Linked DNA regions of Homo sapiens: regions 1, 3 and 4 are each linked to region 2. Evidence: chromatin contacts called from ENCODE Hi-C or POLR2A ChIA-PET data. All regions are on one chromosome and are shown on one strand. The core of a region is the stretch at or near the end of the contact, and the rest is flanking DNA. Distances in the headings are between cores, read along the strand shown.

What was found. Hi-C counts contacts between places; a loop is a spot of excess contacts on that map. ChIA-PET counts read pairs that join two places held with the same protein, here RNA polymerase II (POLR2A). Pooled maps may share reads with other maps.
Region 1: a map of heart right ventricle shows a loop between it and region 2 (3-fold over the local background). The contact joins the promoter of LTBP4 here to the promoter of AKT2 in region 2. A Hi-C loop is called at or near these places in 11 of 168 maps with a recorded cell type or tissue (B cell, CD4-positive, alpha-beta T cell, CD4-positive, alpha-beta memory T cell and 7 more), 22 of 37 single-sample maps with no recorded cell type and 24 of 50 pooled maps. POLR2A ChIA-PET finds 5 or more read pairs at or near these places in 12 of 52 experiments (A673, BJ, HEK293T and 9 more).
Region 3: a loop to region 2 is called in a pooled map, with 4 times the contacts of the local background. The contact joins the enhancer-like site here to the promoter of AKT2 in region 2. A Hi-C loop is called at or near these places in 5 of 50 pooled maps.
Region 4: a map of CD8-positive, alpha-beta T cell shows a loop between it and region 2 (2.7-fold over the local background). The contact joins the promoter of ZNF546 here to the promoter of AKT2 in region 2. A Hi-C loop is called at or near these places in 2 of 168 maps with a recorded cell type or tissue (CD8-positive, alpha-beta T cell and naive thymus-derived CD4-positive, alpha-beta T cell), 3 of 37 single-sample maps with no recorded cell type and 14 of 50 pooled maps. POLR2A ChIA-PET finds 5 or more read pairs at or near these places in 3 of 52 experiments (HEK293, Panc1 and activated B cell).

The regions. Positions count from the first base shown.
Region 1 is chr19:40,600,099-40,603,915 of GRCh38, forward strand. It overlaps LTBP4 (latent transforming growth factor beta binding protein 4), which reads left to right and starts at 1,271. Exons shown (of 30, transcript NM_001042545.2): 1 at 1,271-1,539. The coding sequence starts at 1,290. RefSeq lists silencers at 1,205-1,354, 3,548-3,697 and an enhancer at 2,536-3,059.
Region 2 is chr19:40,284,039-40,287,394 of GRCh38, forward strand. It overlaps AKT2 (AKT serine/threonine kinase 2), which reads right to left and starts at 1,307. Exons shown (of 14, transcript NM_001626.6): 1 at 1,143-1,307. RefSeq lists enhancers at 332-471, 1,628-2,459 and a silencer at 842-1,341.
Region 3 is chr19:40,661,555-40,665,083 of GRCh38, forward strand. No RefSeq gene overlaps it. Among named protein-coding and RNA genes, the nearest start is that of NUMBL, 27 kb to the right of the region's middle. RefSeq lists a silencer at 1,364-1,643. Within about 2 kb of position 1,402, at least 35 of the 41 ENCODE cell types and tissues checked have a DNase peak (open chromatin) inside an H3K27ac peak, as active enhancers do.
Region 4 is chr19:39,994,788-39,998,309 of GRCh38, forward strand. It overlaps ZNF546 (zinc finger protein 546), which reads left to right and starts at 2,273. Exons shown (of 7, transcript NM_178544.5): 1 at 2,273-2,370; 2 at 3,074-3,128; 3 at 3,461-3,522. RefSeq lists enhancers at 1,421-1,922, 1,908-2,087, 1,923-2,422, 2,095-2,389 and a silencer at 3,208-3,307.

The DNA of each region.
Region 1 (3,817 bases), core at 21-2,520, 320 kb after region 2:
CGGCGGCCCCGGGGGCCAGGGGGCCGGGGACTACTGAGAAGGAGGCCCCCACAGCGTGCCCCCGCTGGCAAGGCCCCGGGTAAGCACATCCGCCTTTCCTCCGCCTGGGGCGAGGGGGGTTCCGGGCCAGATAAAGCCGTCTGGTTCCCACGGTCCAGCCGCCGCCTACCCGCCCCCCGTTGTAGCTCAGCACCCACCCCCAGGACGAGGCCCCCTCTAGGGACCCCAGCGTCCGGCCGTGCGAGGTGAGCCCGGGACAGGACCAGACACAGGCCAGAGGCACTGACCCGCGGGGGTGGGGCCGGGAAGCCAGGCGTCCGGGCTCCCCGCGGCCGAAGAGGGAGGGCGCTGGCCCGTTAGAAAGCTCCGCCGAACCAGCCCAGACAACAAAAGCGATTGTGCGGGTTGGCGCCTGCCTGGGCACCAAATGCTCAAGATTGTGGGGCGGCTGGGGGCCAAAGGCCTCCTCCTGTTTCCCGAATCTTCCCCCTGCCCTCCTCCCGCTCCAGCTCTTGACCCCTAGTCTAGAACACCCCTCATCTCAAACACCCTCAAAACCCTCCTCTTGCTGTAGCCTTCAGCCCAGATGTGACCCCTCCCCCTAAAGTCTTCCAGATGTGAGCCTCGGGCCAGATGTTAGTACCCCCGCCCACAGCCTCCCTTTATCCATTGTGACTTCTCCCGCCAGGTGTGGCGTTCTGGCCAGATGTGGCTACATCTTCACATGTATCCCCCCCACCTCCAGCCTCCTGCCCAGGATCTAGACGCCCAATTCCTTTATGTGCCCAGGTGTAGCGACCCTTCTCCCATCCCTCAGATGTCCCACCTGGCTGTCCAGATGTACCATGATAGCCCCCTATCAAGATGAAGCCCCTTTCTCTGTGCCCCGGGCAGAAGAGGATCAACTCTTAGCTGTCTCCCCAAATGTGGCCCCCACTACTCTTAATGGATTTCCTCTTTATGGATTCAGCTCTGTCTGGGGGGAAACCCGCCCGCCCCCACCTGTTCCCTTCCCCGCCGCTCCCCTACAGGCCCGGTCCACTTGTTGGTGCGCGGATGGGGACAGAGGGGGCGCCCCGCTCACCCCTGCGAGTCTAGCGCCCAGCCTGCGAGCCTCTGGCTAAGCGCCCAGCCCCACGCGCCCCCGCGCGGCCGCCGGGGAGGGAGTGGTGAGGAGGGGGGGCCTGAGCGGGGGCGCGGGCGACCTCCCCCGCGGGCGGGCGGGCGGGTGCGGCCGGGCCCCTCGGGCGGGCTGGGGCGGCGGCGCGGCGGAGCGCGGCGCTGCAGCCATGGCGGGCGGCGTGCGGCTGCTCTGGGTGTCGCTATTGGTGCTGCTGGCGCAGCTAGGGCCGCAGCCTGGACTGGGCCGGCTCGGAGAGCGTCTCCGCGTGCGCTTCACCCCGGTCGTGTGCGGCCTGCGCTGCGTCCATGGGCCGACCGGCTCCCGCTGTACCCCGACCTGCGCGCCCCGCAACGCCACCAGCGTGGACAGCGGCGCTCCCGGCGGGGCGGCCCCGGGGGGACCCGGCTTCCGCGCCTGTGAGTGCGGGGTGGTGGTCCCGAGAGAGCGGCTCCGGGGGGGAGGAGGATCCCTGGGGATGGAGGAGACAGTCCTCCAGGGAGAGGGAGCCCAGATTCCATATGCAATAGTGCAAGGGAATATCAGGGGCTATTTGAGGAAGGGGGCCCCAAATTCCTGGCTTTTGGGGTTGGGTCCTGAGGGTTCCGATTTTGCAAGCAATGAGGGTTCTTAGAGGCCTGTGATGTCCCACGTGAGGGAATTGGCGCCAGCTTTCATGCTTTGCGTCAAAATGGGGATCTCAGAATTGAGGGGCCTGAGAACTTTTGGGAGGGGGGCTCGAATTCTGAGACGCTGAGTAAGGAGTCCCCGGGGACCAAGCAAGAGTCTCAGGACCGCATGGGGGACGTCTCAGTTTCTGTGTGTTTGGGTGGGAAGGTTCTGTATGGGAATGCCTGTGAGGTGGGGTACTAGAGAGAAGAAAGTTAATCCGAAGAACTAAGAGGGAGAGGGGACAGAGACGGGGGTTGTGTGTGTGTGTGTGTGTGTGTGTGTGTGTGTGTGTGGCGGCGGGGGTGGGGTGGGGGTGTCTCCGCAGGACCTGAGTTGCAGGGGTCCCACGTGCGACAGAAATCCAGATAAGAGGGCTTACGGAAGGGGCGCCCCCTGGGGGCGGAGGGGACAGGAGGTGTATGCACCAGGCACTCCTAGAGATGGGGAGCCTTGGGGGTTCAGGTGAGGTGGGGGAGGGCGCACCACCTGTTGTTCCAGGATGCAAAAGTGGGCAGACTCTCTGGGATCGGGCCTTCCTGCCCCCTACCCCGCAGACCCTATGGAGTGGGGAGTGGGGGCCCCTGGAGCGGAGAACTCGCCCAGCCTGGCCCCCAGCCAGCCCAGCCCGGCCGGCGTGAGCTCATCTCCCGCCTGAGCCCCCGCCCGCTGCCACTCCCTCTCTCCTCCCCTTCCTCCCTCTTTCTTTCACTCTTTCCCGGCCCAGCCCCAACGTGCCTGTGCCAGGCGCCATGCCCAGGCGGGTGCCAAGCCCTTGGGGGTGCAAGGAGTGGCATGTGAAGTGGGGGCTGACCTCAAAGGGACCCCTATGTCCTCAACTCCCCGCTTGGCCAGGGCTGTGGGGCATGACGTTGGCTGTGGCCATCTAGTGGCCCACCCTGGGTGTAGGCACCCCCAGGGAGCTGGCCTGCGGGCCTGCATTCAGGCCAAGAGAAGGCAGAGAAATGCCTCTGGAGCCTGGGAAATACCCTCAGACCTGGCTGGTTTCCCACCCCCTCCATCAGAGACCCTTACCATTCTGCAATTTTGATTCCTAGTTAAGCCTCTCCTAGGCCCCACTACTCAATTAAAAGCCCCCATTAGACCACCCTGGAGTCATGGCCCCACACTCCTACCTAAGGGAGCTGAGTTTTTGCTCCAGGCCCTAGACCCGCTCTCCAACCATGGCAACAGACTTTAGAGACCACTCCTCCAGTGAAATTCCCTCTCATTCTTCCCTCCCACCTCCCAAACTGTGCCTTTCCCCAGATAACTCTGTAGTATTGTCCAGAAGTCCTGTTCTTCTAGCTCACCCCCTTCCCCAGGAACTTCTGATCCCATTTATCTTCAGAGAACCCCAGGGTTGGTCTTGATAAGTGGGTTCTCGCAAGAGGACTCCAGACATTGTGCTCCTTACAGGCAGCCATTAATAAAAAGCCTTTGGCACTTAATCCTTAGCTGGGAGGGGAGGGGATTCCACAGAGGGACTCGGCCAATTGAGCCTCTTAAGTGCTGATGACTTCCAGGAATTCCACTTCACTATCTAAACCCTGTTTTCAGCACCGTCAAACTGGTTGTCTCCTAGGCGGCACTAGAGTCCTGTTTTCTAGGTAACTGTCCACAAAAGGACTCCTGCTGAAAGGACGCCTCAGTTTCCTCTGAGCTAGGTTCCTCCATCCCAGAAACCTCCAGCCGTCTTTGAACTCGAGAGGACTGCCCTTTAGTCGATCTCCTCCCAGGACTCCAGTCCCTTTATCCTTCTAAACGGAGGTGGCTCTCTGCGTCCTTTCCTCTCTACAGTTGTGGCTCAGAATCCCACACGCGCCTCCCCCGGCCGCCTGCCTCCTCCCTCCCCTCCGCACAGCTGTCTCCAGCTGTTCTCTGCAGCCCCGGGAGAGAGAGGGAGGGGGTGCCCTCGCAGGACAGCCCGGCCTCCTTTGGCTCAAAGGTCCCGGGGCTCCCCAAGGGTCCGGAATGTGGAGCCTCCGCCCTGCCCCCGCCGCACCTCTCTCTTTGTTTACCCCGCCG
Region 2 (3,356 bases), core at 57-2,556:
ACTCCTGCTGCTTCTCTGGGAAGGTAGGAGTGGATGAAGTTGAAAAGCAGCCCATTGGAGGCTCTAGTTACTCCAGCCCAGGCGTCTTGCTGAGCCCCAAGAGGTCTCCAAATGAGAGGAAGAGGTCCTCACAATCCCAAGATCAAGATGCCCCCAGAGAGCTTCCCTGGGGGGAAGAGGTGTTCCCCCAAACACTCCTTCCTCCCAAGTTTTAACAAGCGGGTGCAGGGGCACGGCTCCTCAAATCCAAGCCCAATCCCTCTTCCTCTTCAGAATGTTAAGGCTCAGACAACTTCAGTGACTTCTAACACAGCTTTCCTCCCTCCCCTATGGAAGGAAAGAACTGTTACTGCCTGGTAAATAATCTGAGAGGGTAATGGAATCCAGAGCAGCACCTCCATGGTCCAAAGCACCCCAGTAACCATGACGTTCCCTCCAGAGTCGTTAAGAAGTTCAATAAAGGCTGAGATCAGTGTAAACCCCCAACGCCACACACGTCAAATACAGGAAACAGAAACCCCTCCTCACCAATCGGCATCACAGTCCTCCCAAAATACGCCCCTAAAACCCACTAGGGCCTGTCCCGCCCCGTCCCAGTCCCTTAAAGATCACAAACATCACAGTCCTCTGATTTGGGTTCCCCTACGTTCTAAGCAGGGCTCCCCCAACGCCGTGGTGATATAACCCAGCCACAGTTGGGGAAGCATCCTCCCCAGAAGCCCCCACCCCTGTAAATACAGCACAGCAACGGCTTCCACAGCGCCAAAAAGGTACAGCCCTCTACACTTGATGCGGCGCGCCCCCTCGATAGCTTAGCCCGCGCACGCCAGGCTCGATCTGCCCGCCGCGCCCGAAAGGTCCAGCCCCCGGCCCGCGCACGCTGCGGCCTGCGCTCCCCGTCCCGCAAACTTGCAGCGCTCCCCCCACCGCCTCAGTGGTATGGCCCGCCGCCACCGCCCCGGCCCCCCGAGGCTGGTCCCACCGCCCCCGCTCGGCCACCCCCACTCAGCTCCTGAAGGAGGGGCTCGAGGGCCGCGGTCCCCCCGCCGGGCACGGGTGGTACAGCCCATCGCGGCACCGCGGGGGGCCCGGACGCGACCATCGTGGGGGGGGCGTTCGGGGACACGCGCTGGCGCACTCACCTGTCACCGGCAGCCGCCCAGCCTCTCCGGCGGGGCTCTACCCCCGCCCATCGCCACGCTGCGCTGGTTCCCTTTCCTTGTGTTTCCCGGCAGCGGCAACGGCGCCGGCAGCGGCAGCGGCGGCGGCGACGCCTCCTCCGAGGCAGGCCCAACGGCTAGCACGGCGCGGCCCCCCCCGCCCCCTCCCCCCAGCCCCCGCTTACCGCCCCCTCCCACCCTCTGGACGGAAATACCGCCCTCTCGCGCCACAAACAGGAAGTGACGTACAAAGAGCCAGAGACGAACTCTGAGAGAGCGAGAGCGCAAGAGCAGGGCAGAGAAGGAGGCGGGCTCACAGCAGGGCGCCTGCGCACATTAGACAACTTTGGGCCTGTGTGGGTTAGAGATGGGCCTCGCTAGGCCGTGGGGCGGAAAGGCGAGATGGGGCTACGCAGGCGCACTAGGACTCCGACGTCTGCTTTCCCTAGGGCCTAGCCGTAGTGATTATTTCCCGGCAGCCCCTAGTCCGTATTTACATACGCTTTGATCTTGTTTTACTCAGTTCTGGGTTCTGACGCTCTTAAAGGACCCCGGAGCGGGAGTTAGTTAGGAGGGGTTTCCTTTTCAGTGTGCTCGTCATGGTTGAGCTCAGGCTCTGAAGCCACACAACCCCAGACTTGAATTTCCTCCTTTCTGGTGACTGTGGGCAGAAGGCTTGACCGTTTTCTGTGCCTCAGTATCCACATCTGCTAAATGGAAACAATCATCGCTGTGTCGCTGGCTTTTGAACCATTTTAATGTAAACAAAACGGTTTTTACCAATTAGTTCATTACTGCAAGATATTAATGCCACCTGCTCTCATCGTACATATTCCAGTGAATCTGGGATATAACATTTTATAATGCAACTTGGGCCCATAAAGGCCTTAAAATCACCCTGCGGCCGGGCGCGGTGGCTCACTCCTGTAATCCTAGCACTTGGGGAGGCCAAGGCAGACGGATCATGAGGTCAGGAGTTCGAGACAGCCTGGCCAACATAGTGAAACCCCGTCTCTACTCAAAATACAAAAAAAAAAAAAAAAGCCGGGCATGTCGGTGTGTGCCTGTAATCCCAACTACTTGGGAGGCTTGAGGCAGGAGAATCGCGTGAACCCGGGAGGCAGAGGTTTCAGTGAGCCGAGATCATGCCATTGCACTCCGGCCCGGGCGACAGTGCAAGTCTCCGTCTCAAAAAAAAAAAAAAAAAAGAAAAGAAAGAAAAAAGAAAAAAAATGACCCTGCAAGAAAAGAGCTTTGCACAGATCCTAATCCGTATATTAGCTAGTATACTGGACAGCTGTGAGACATCTGGCTCCCAGCCCCTCCTCTCTCATAGGGGATTGTGCTGCCTCCTGAATTTGGGTTCCAGTATGCCATATAACTTGGCAATTGTATGCATTGGTAAGTGAGAAAAATGCCTGACTGAGAGTTGAATCCTGGGTCCACCTCAGTCTGTGAGAGTGTTTCAGGCAAATCCTGCTGAGGGTTCGGCTTTCGTTTTCTGAGACGTAAACCTAATGCTGGAACTAGCCCTTTCTTATTTGGTTTCTAGCTTGGAACTTGCTGCTTGGTATTCCTAATTCCCGGTCTTCCCCATCAGTCGGTGTTAATAACTCTGACCAATGCCTCCCCCTTCACAGCCCTAACCATTTTCATCTATTACTGTCTGGTGACAGGTCTGTTTCCCCCACTGCACAGGAAACACAGTAAAGGAAGAGACCAAGACTGTCTCAGAGATCAGTGTGTATCCAACATTGCCCAGAGTGGGCTCTTGCAGAATGTTTGTTTCAAGCATTAGCCCTTCTGCCCTAATCTAGACTCAAGGTTACTGTGACCAACCCTCTTCACTCCTGTCCACACTGAACAGCTCACAGGCCATTCCCCTACGTCTAAGTCTCCCCTGGGCCAACTTGAATCCTAGCCCCTCCTAGGGCACTTAATTATGACACACTGAGATCTCACTGAAACCACCCATGTGCTTGTGTATAAACTCCTTGCAGCACTGGTAGTCAAGGGCAGTGGCTTTCTCTTTTTTTTTTTTTTTTTTTTTGAGACTCACTGCATCGCCAGGCTGGAGTGCAGTGGCGAGATCTTGGCTCACTGCAACCTCTGCCCTCTGCCTCCCAGGTTCAAGCGATTCTCCTGCCTCGGCCTCCTGAGTAGCTGGGATTACAGGCACGCGCCAACACGCCCAGC
Region 3 (3,529 bases), core at 152-2,651, 380 kb after region 2:
GGGGGGGTCTCACTATATTTTCCAGGCTGGTCTTGAACTCCTGGCCTCAAGTGACCCTCCCCAATCAGCCTCCCAAAGTGCTGGGATTACAGGCACAAGCCACAGTGCCTGGCCAATAAATGTTTTTTGAATGAATGAAGAAATTAGTGCATGGACATATTTTCCCATCAGCTATTACAATAACCAGACTCTGAGTTCCCTGAAGGCAGGGCCTGTGAGTTTCATTGTGTACCCTCAGCCCTCAATAGCTGATAAAAATAAATATTCAGAAAATGCTTGTAAAATGAAGAAGAGAATATGTATGGGACAGAAAGTAGACCAGTGGTTGCCTGGGGCTGGGACAGGGAATAGGGAGCGACTGCAAATGGGCAGAAGGGATCTTTTCAGAGTGATGGAAATGTTCTTGAATTGGCTGTGATGGCTGCAGAACTGTAAAATCACCCAAAATCAGTAAATCACTTATAATAGGTGAATTTTATGACAGGTAGATTATACCTCAGTAAAGCTGTTAAAACAAAACCAGTGTTGAGGGAGGAAATAAATGTTACCTTGGTAATACTGAGGACTCAGTAGTTATCAAGACAGCTCTCTTCCCTGCCCTCATGAGGTTTTCTGTGCAGGGCGGGGACGCCGACCCATTATAGACAGTGACAGCCTAGAGCCATCACGGCGGGATGGTGGGGAGGGGACAGGCAGAGGGGTGGGAGGCCAGGATGGGGGAAGCCCGGGCAGAGAGGTTGGGCTGGAATGGGGGGCACAGGCAGAGGGGTCGGGGCGGGGACTGGTGAGGTGCAGGCAGAGGGCAAAGGGGTCGAGGTCCAGATGGGAGATGTACAGGCAGACGGATCCGGGCCAGGGCGGGGAGGTACAGGCCCAGTTGAGGAGCATAAGGAACCATAGGAGCCCAAAGGAGGCGCCCGACCAGTCAGGGAGGACTTCCCAGAGGGGTGAATGGCTGAGCCAGGGCCTGAAGTATAATGTTCATGAATGCGACAGCAATTTTTTTTTTTTTGAGACCGAGTCTCCCTCTATCACTGGAGTGCAGTGGCTCGATTTCGGCTCACTACAACCTCCACCTACCGGGTTCAAGCGATTCTCCTGCCTCAGCCTCCCGGGTAGCTGGGACTACAGGCGCCCGCCCCCACGTCCGGCTAATGTTTGCATTTTTAGTCGAGACGGGGTTTCGCCATTTTGGCCAGGCTGGTCTTGAACCCCTGACCTCAGGTAATGCACCTGCCTCGGCCTCCCAAAGTGCTGGGATTACAGGCGTGAGCCACCGCGCCCAGCACAATTTTAATTTTTCTTAAACACTTTTCCTGCCTTAGCAAAGTCTTGGAGGGGCGGCCGCCCAGGCGCCGCGAGCGCAAGACCACGAGGGGGCGCTGCTTCACCACGCTAGAGGAGCGCTCCCGGCAACCACGTGGCCCCACAGGTGCGGGAGGTCGGCGAGCGCGCCTGGAGGGTGGACGGGGTAGGTTACGGCCAGGCAGCCCGGGGTGGCGCGTGGCCCTGCGCAGGGCAGTGGAAGCAGCGGGCCCCAGGGAGCATGAGACGCCGCGCTCCGTGGGGCGGTCCCAGCGCTGTGCAGCGAGGGGCCAGGGCTGTCCCCGGTCCTGCGCGGCCGGCTCCCGGAGAAACTGTGGCCTCCTGGGGGTGGAGCTTTAAAAAACAAAACAAAACAAAACAAAATCACCCAACAGGAAGCGGGGTGGGGGCGCCCGGCTCTGTCACCCGTGGAATGCATCAAAATAGCCTGCGCGGCCGGGGGCGGTTCCGGGAAAGGGGGCGGCCGCGAGGGGCGGGGCTGCAACGGAGGGCGGAGCTTCCCAAAGAACGGGAGAGAGGAGTGCAGAACCGGCCCCAGGGGGACGTCCTCCTGTTCCCCCAAAATGACCTCGATAGGCGTTTGTGTGGGATGGGGTTCCTGGGTAGGGCGGGGCTTTCCAGTGCGATGTCCCTGGTCTATTCTTAGCGGGCTGAAACCTGGAGAAGTGGGAGTGGGCGGTTGATCCGGGTTCCAGGGCCTCTTTGGAGCGAAAAGCTCCGTGGAGAGCCAGAGTCTCCATCCTGGGCGTGGGAGGGAAGATGGGAAATGGGCCAAGAGGAGCCTGTGGGAGGTCCTCCCCGGGACGGCCCCCTTCCATCTGCATCCGCGGGAACCGTTGTGGGGGCAGCTCTGAGAAAGGCTGCTCTGGGCGCAAGGAAGGGTGGTTGAACGAAGAGATCAGTCAGGGACGGGGTGGGGGTGCCTTGACTGTGTCCCAGATTTGCTGCGTGCTTCTGACCTCAGTTCCCCATCCTTCCAGTTGCTCAAATCCTCTCTGTCCCAGTCCTAGGCCGTTTCTGCCCCTCTCACTTCCTAGTGGTTTGCAGAGGGGAAACACTGAGGCTGCCTCTTCTGTGCCTGGCCCTGTGTTGGCACGGGGAAGTGACTGAGACGCCCCAGACCCCCTTCTCCCTCACAGTCCAGTGAGGCAGACAGACCTGCCACCAGATAGTGACAGCCCAGAATGAGTCATTGAGAGGACGGGGGAGGCACAGGCAGATGGGTCAGGGCTGGGATAGGGGAGGAGAGGGGCCTGTAGGATCCAAGGGGAGAGTGGGTGCTGCTGACTCAGTCTGGGGGGGTTGAAGAGCCGTCTGAACTTAGACCAAAAAGGTAGGATGGGGCCGGGCGCCTGTTATCCCAGCACTTTGGGAGGCAGAGACAAGAGGATCGCTTGAGGCCAGGAGTTCCAGACCAGATTGGACAACATAGCGAGACCCCCATCTCTACAAAATAATTTAAAAATCAGTTGGGCATAGTGGTGTACGCCTATAGTCCCAGCTACTCAGGAGGCTGAGGTGGGAAGATTGGTTGAGCCCAGGAATTCAAGGCTGCAATGAGCTATGATTGCCCCACTGCAGTCCAGCCCGGGTGACAGCGTGAGACCCCTGCCTCCAAAATAATAATAGCAAAAATACTGGGCTGGGCGCGGCGGCTCACACCTGTAATCCCAACACTTTGGGAAGCCGAGGTGGGCAAATCGCTGAGGTCAGGAGTTCCAGACCAGCCTGGCCAACATGGTGAAACCCAGTCTCTACTAAAAATACAAAAATTAGCTAGGTGTGGTGGCAAGGCATCTGTAGTTCCAGCTACTTGGGAGGCTGAGGCAGGAGAATCGCTTGAGCCCAGGAGGTGGAGGCTGCAATGAGATCACACCACTGCACTCCAGCCTGGGCGACAGAGTGAGACTCTGTCTCAAAAAATAAATAAATCCTAATGAAAGGATAGGATGGGGCTCAGGGCCTTGGAAGAGGGTCACCTTCTAACAAAAGGTATTTGAACGGAGTCCTAAAGAATGAGTAGCATTCTTCTGGGAAGTGCTGTGTCACCATGAAGGAAAGGGTGTTCTAGGCAGAAAGAATGACAAATGCAAAAGCTTGGAGGTGAGAGTGTGGCTTATCTCTGGCAGGGTCCTCTGCTCCCTGCCTGGGACATTCCCCCAACGTCATACCCCGACAGAGCTGTCTTAGGTCTCCTAGTCCT
Region 4 (3,522 bases), core at 1,023-3,522, 290 kb before region 2:
GCCCTTTGTTTCCATCCTCATAATAGTGAGTTCTTATGAGATCTGGACATTTAAACGTGTGTACCATCTCCCTCCTCACTCTCTTGCTCCTGCTTTCACCATGTGATGTGCCTGCTCCCATTTTGCCTTCCACCATGATTGGAAACTTCCTGAGGCCTGCTCAAAAGCAGATGCCACTATGCTTCCCGTACAGCCTGCAGAACTGTGAGCCAATTCAACATCTTTTCTTATAAGTTACCGAGTCTCGGGTTTTCTTTATAGCAATGCAAGAATGGACTGATACGGATATATACAGATATATACAGATATATATAGTGGGATGACTGGGTCATATAGTGGTTATATTTTTAATTTGAGAAAACTCCGGATATTTTCTATGTTTGTACTAATTTACATTTCCACAAATAGTGTACAAGTGTTCCCTTATATCCATACCCTCACCAACCCTTGTCGTCTTTTGTCTCTTTGATTACAGCTATTCTAACACTGTGAGGTGGTATCTCAGTGTGGTTTTAATTTGCATTTCTCTGATGATTAGTAATGTTGAGCATTTTTTCATATGGACACTTTTTTTTTTTTTTTTTAAAGATGGAGTCTCACTCTGTCACCCAGGCTGGAGTGCAGTGGCGCGATCTAGGCTCACTGCAACCTTCGCCTCCTGGGTTCAAGCAATTCTCCTGCCTCAGCCTCCTGAGTGGCTGGGATTACAGGACCCACCACGCACCACCACACCCAGCTAATTTTTGTATTTTTTTAGTAGAGACAGGGTTTCACCACGTTGGTCAGGCTGGTCTCAAACTCCTGACCTCACGATCCGCCCACCTCGGCCTCCCAAAGTGCTGGGATTATAGGCATAAGCCACCGTGCCCAGCCTTATATTGACACATTTTTAAGGGATTTGGGGGGGGGCAGGGGTTCTTTGCAACAATGTAAACATCCAGTCCCTCATCAAACTTTCAATTTTTTTTCACGTACTAATTTATATCAGTTTGGAATTATGATTCCCTCTGTTATTTAATGGGTTTTAATCTATAACTAGCATTATTTATTTTGATGCTCAAACCATGTCAAGTTTGGTCAGTGGAAGTCCCTTCAATCTGGTTTCCATGTCCTTTGAACACGTCCCCACCATTCTTTGAGCACTGCCTTACTTTCAAGCACAAGATGTTCCAAGTTCATTCTGAACTTTCCCTTCCCCAGCTCTGGAATCTGCCATTTCTCCATGGAGCCTTGCTCCTTTCAGTGGAGCATGGTATTTAGGAACCAAGGGCTGACTGCCTAATGTGCTTTCCAAGTATAATTTCCTCAGTCCAAGCTTTTCAAATTGATCTGCCAAAGACCCATTGCCAAAGATCCATTGCCAGAATATAAGAGTGGAAGGAAATTCTTAATATTTTTTGAAAGTTACTATTATTTTCATTTTTCTCTTTGTAAAAAATTCATTTAATTCAATATAAAAAGACAAAAATCTTTGGCACATAAATCGCAACTCTCTGATGCAAATGTTTAAATAAAGCTGATACTCCAAGAAGACGCAACATATTCTCTTTATCCCACAGACATATAGGCCTATGGTTGCAAACTTTTATACACACACAGAGTCACAATTCCACTGGCACCCGTGATGTTCCACATCCAGATTTTCCAAATCACACATTCTCATCTTCACATAGCCTTGCCGGCAACCACACGGCATAGTACCACATTGTTACGTCAAGCACAGCCAGTCTACCACAGAGCCTGTCGTCCCATTGACCAAAGTCACAAAAATCACAGCCCCGGGTATTTACTGTGGTTTTCTCCAGTCAGATCCCTTCACTCACTACACACTGACTCACACTCAAATTACACACACGCGGAAACACAACCCGCCAGAGCCAGAGAGGTTCCGTCGGTCCCGCAACCCTCACAGTGCCACACACACGCGCTCACAAGGCAAATACAAATGGCCAGGCACTCATTCTTTACAATACACATATTAAGCGCCTATTATGTACTACACGCCGGGACTACCTCAAGAGGTGAAACAAACAAAATCCTGCCTGGCGGAGCTATCGCCCAGTCCCGCACGCACTCGGCCTCAGGGTCACACTCGGCGGTCCCACGCTCAAGTGGCCCGGCCAGTGGCCCAGAGGCGTCTGTTCTCCTCCTCAGCTTCCTGCGTGGGTTCCTGGTAAGTGAGTCGAACCCGCCGGATGCGCGCGCGCCTGCGCCTCCGCCCAAAAGGATCAGTTTCCGGCTGTGGACTACATTTCCCAGAAGCCCCTTGGGCAGTGTTGCCTGGACCCCAAGGGCCCTTTACATTGCGTTCTTAACGGTTCAGTCACCTTAACCGTTATTATTCACTTGCGGGCGAGAAGTCCGAGCTAGGTGAGGCGGAACGGGACTCTTACGAGTAGGACTGGGGATAGAACTGCCGCCCAAAGTGAGGCGCTCCAGGGCCCAGACCTGGCGTGTCGTGCCCGCAGGGAGCCTCAGGCCTGTGCGTGCTTGGGGAGCGGAGAAGGGAAATTGTGTGACAAAATGTGGCAGACGGTGTATGTGTGTGTGTGCGCGCGACGGGGCGCCTGTCAGGACCGGGTTGGGCGGGTGTGGGTGCGGGTGTGAGGCTGAGACAGGTGCCTGGCTCTCTGGTGTGTGTCACTGACCCTCTACCCTCCTCACGGCCTCGGTGTTTGCACACAGCAGTGTCCCCAAGAGGGAAGTCAAATATCGAGCTCTGGGATGAAGGTTCCCAGCAAGAAGGTACAGACCTGGGTTGGCGATTGGACTTTTGAATTAGAAGTGTCCCTAAAACAGACTCCTGGGACGACAGGTTGGAAGACTGCGCAGTTGGAGCCGCTGTGTGGGCAGCTGCATGTTTCAGAACCACTGCATTCCCATACCTTTGATCTAGAAACCTGGTGTGAGTTCAGAGACAGATCCCAGCCTCACTCTCACACAGCTGTTATGTGCGTGAGGTCAGCACAGATGTGGCGCTGGAGGGGATATTCTAGGTCGGTCTGTGCTCTTAAGAAAGGCCTGCTGTCTCATGATTATTTTTCTTCCCCCATTCTGCTATTCATCAAAACAGGGATCCTGAAAAGGAGGGAACAATTGTTGTAGCAGGTCTAAAAGTTCAGGTCCAGGTAAGTTTATATTTCCTTTTTATTCATAAAATGGAAATCACACATTCTAATCCTCACACAGCCTTGCCTGCACCCAGTCATACGGCGTGGTACCACACTGCTATGTCAAGCACAGCCACAATCTACCACAGAGCCTGTCACCTCATTGCTCACAGTCACAAAAATCACATCCCCAGGTACTTTCTGTAGCTTTCATTTGCATTTTTCCCTTTGAAGAAGTTCATTTGATTCAATCTAAAAAGACTAAATTATTTGTCACATAAATTGCAACTCTCTGGTCTATATCTTTAAGTAAATCTTTAAATAAATGCATAAAATGTTTTTGTTTTTAGGAAATGGAAACATTGCTTTGCTTTTCCTGAATTGTCCAGTGACCTATCCCAGGCCTTCCTTT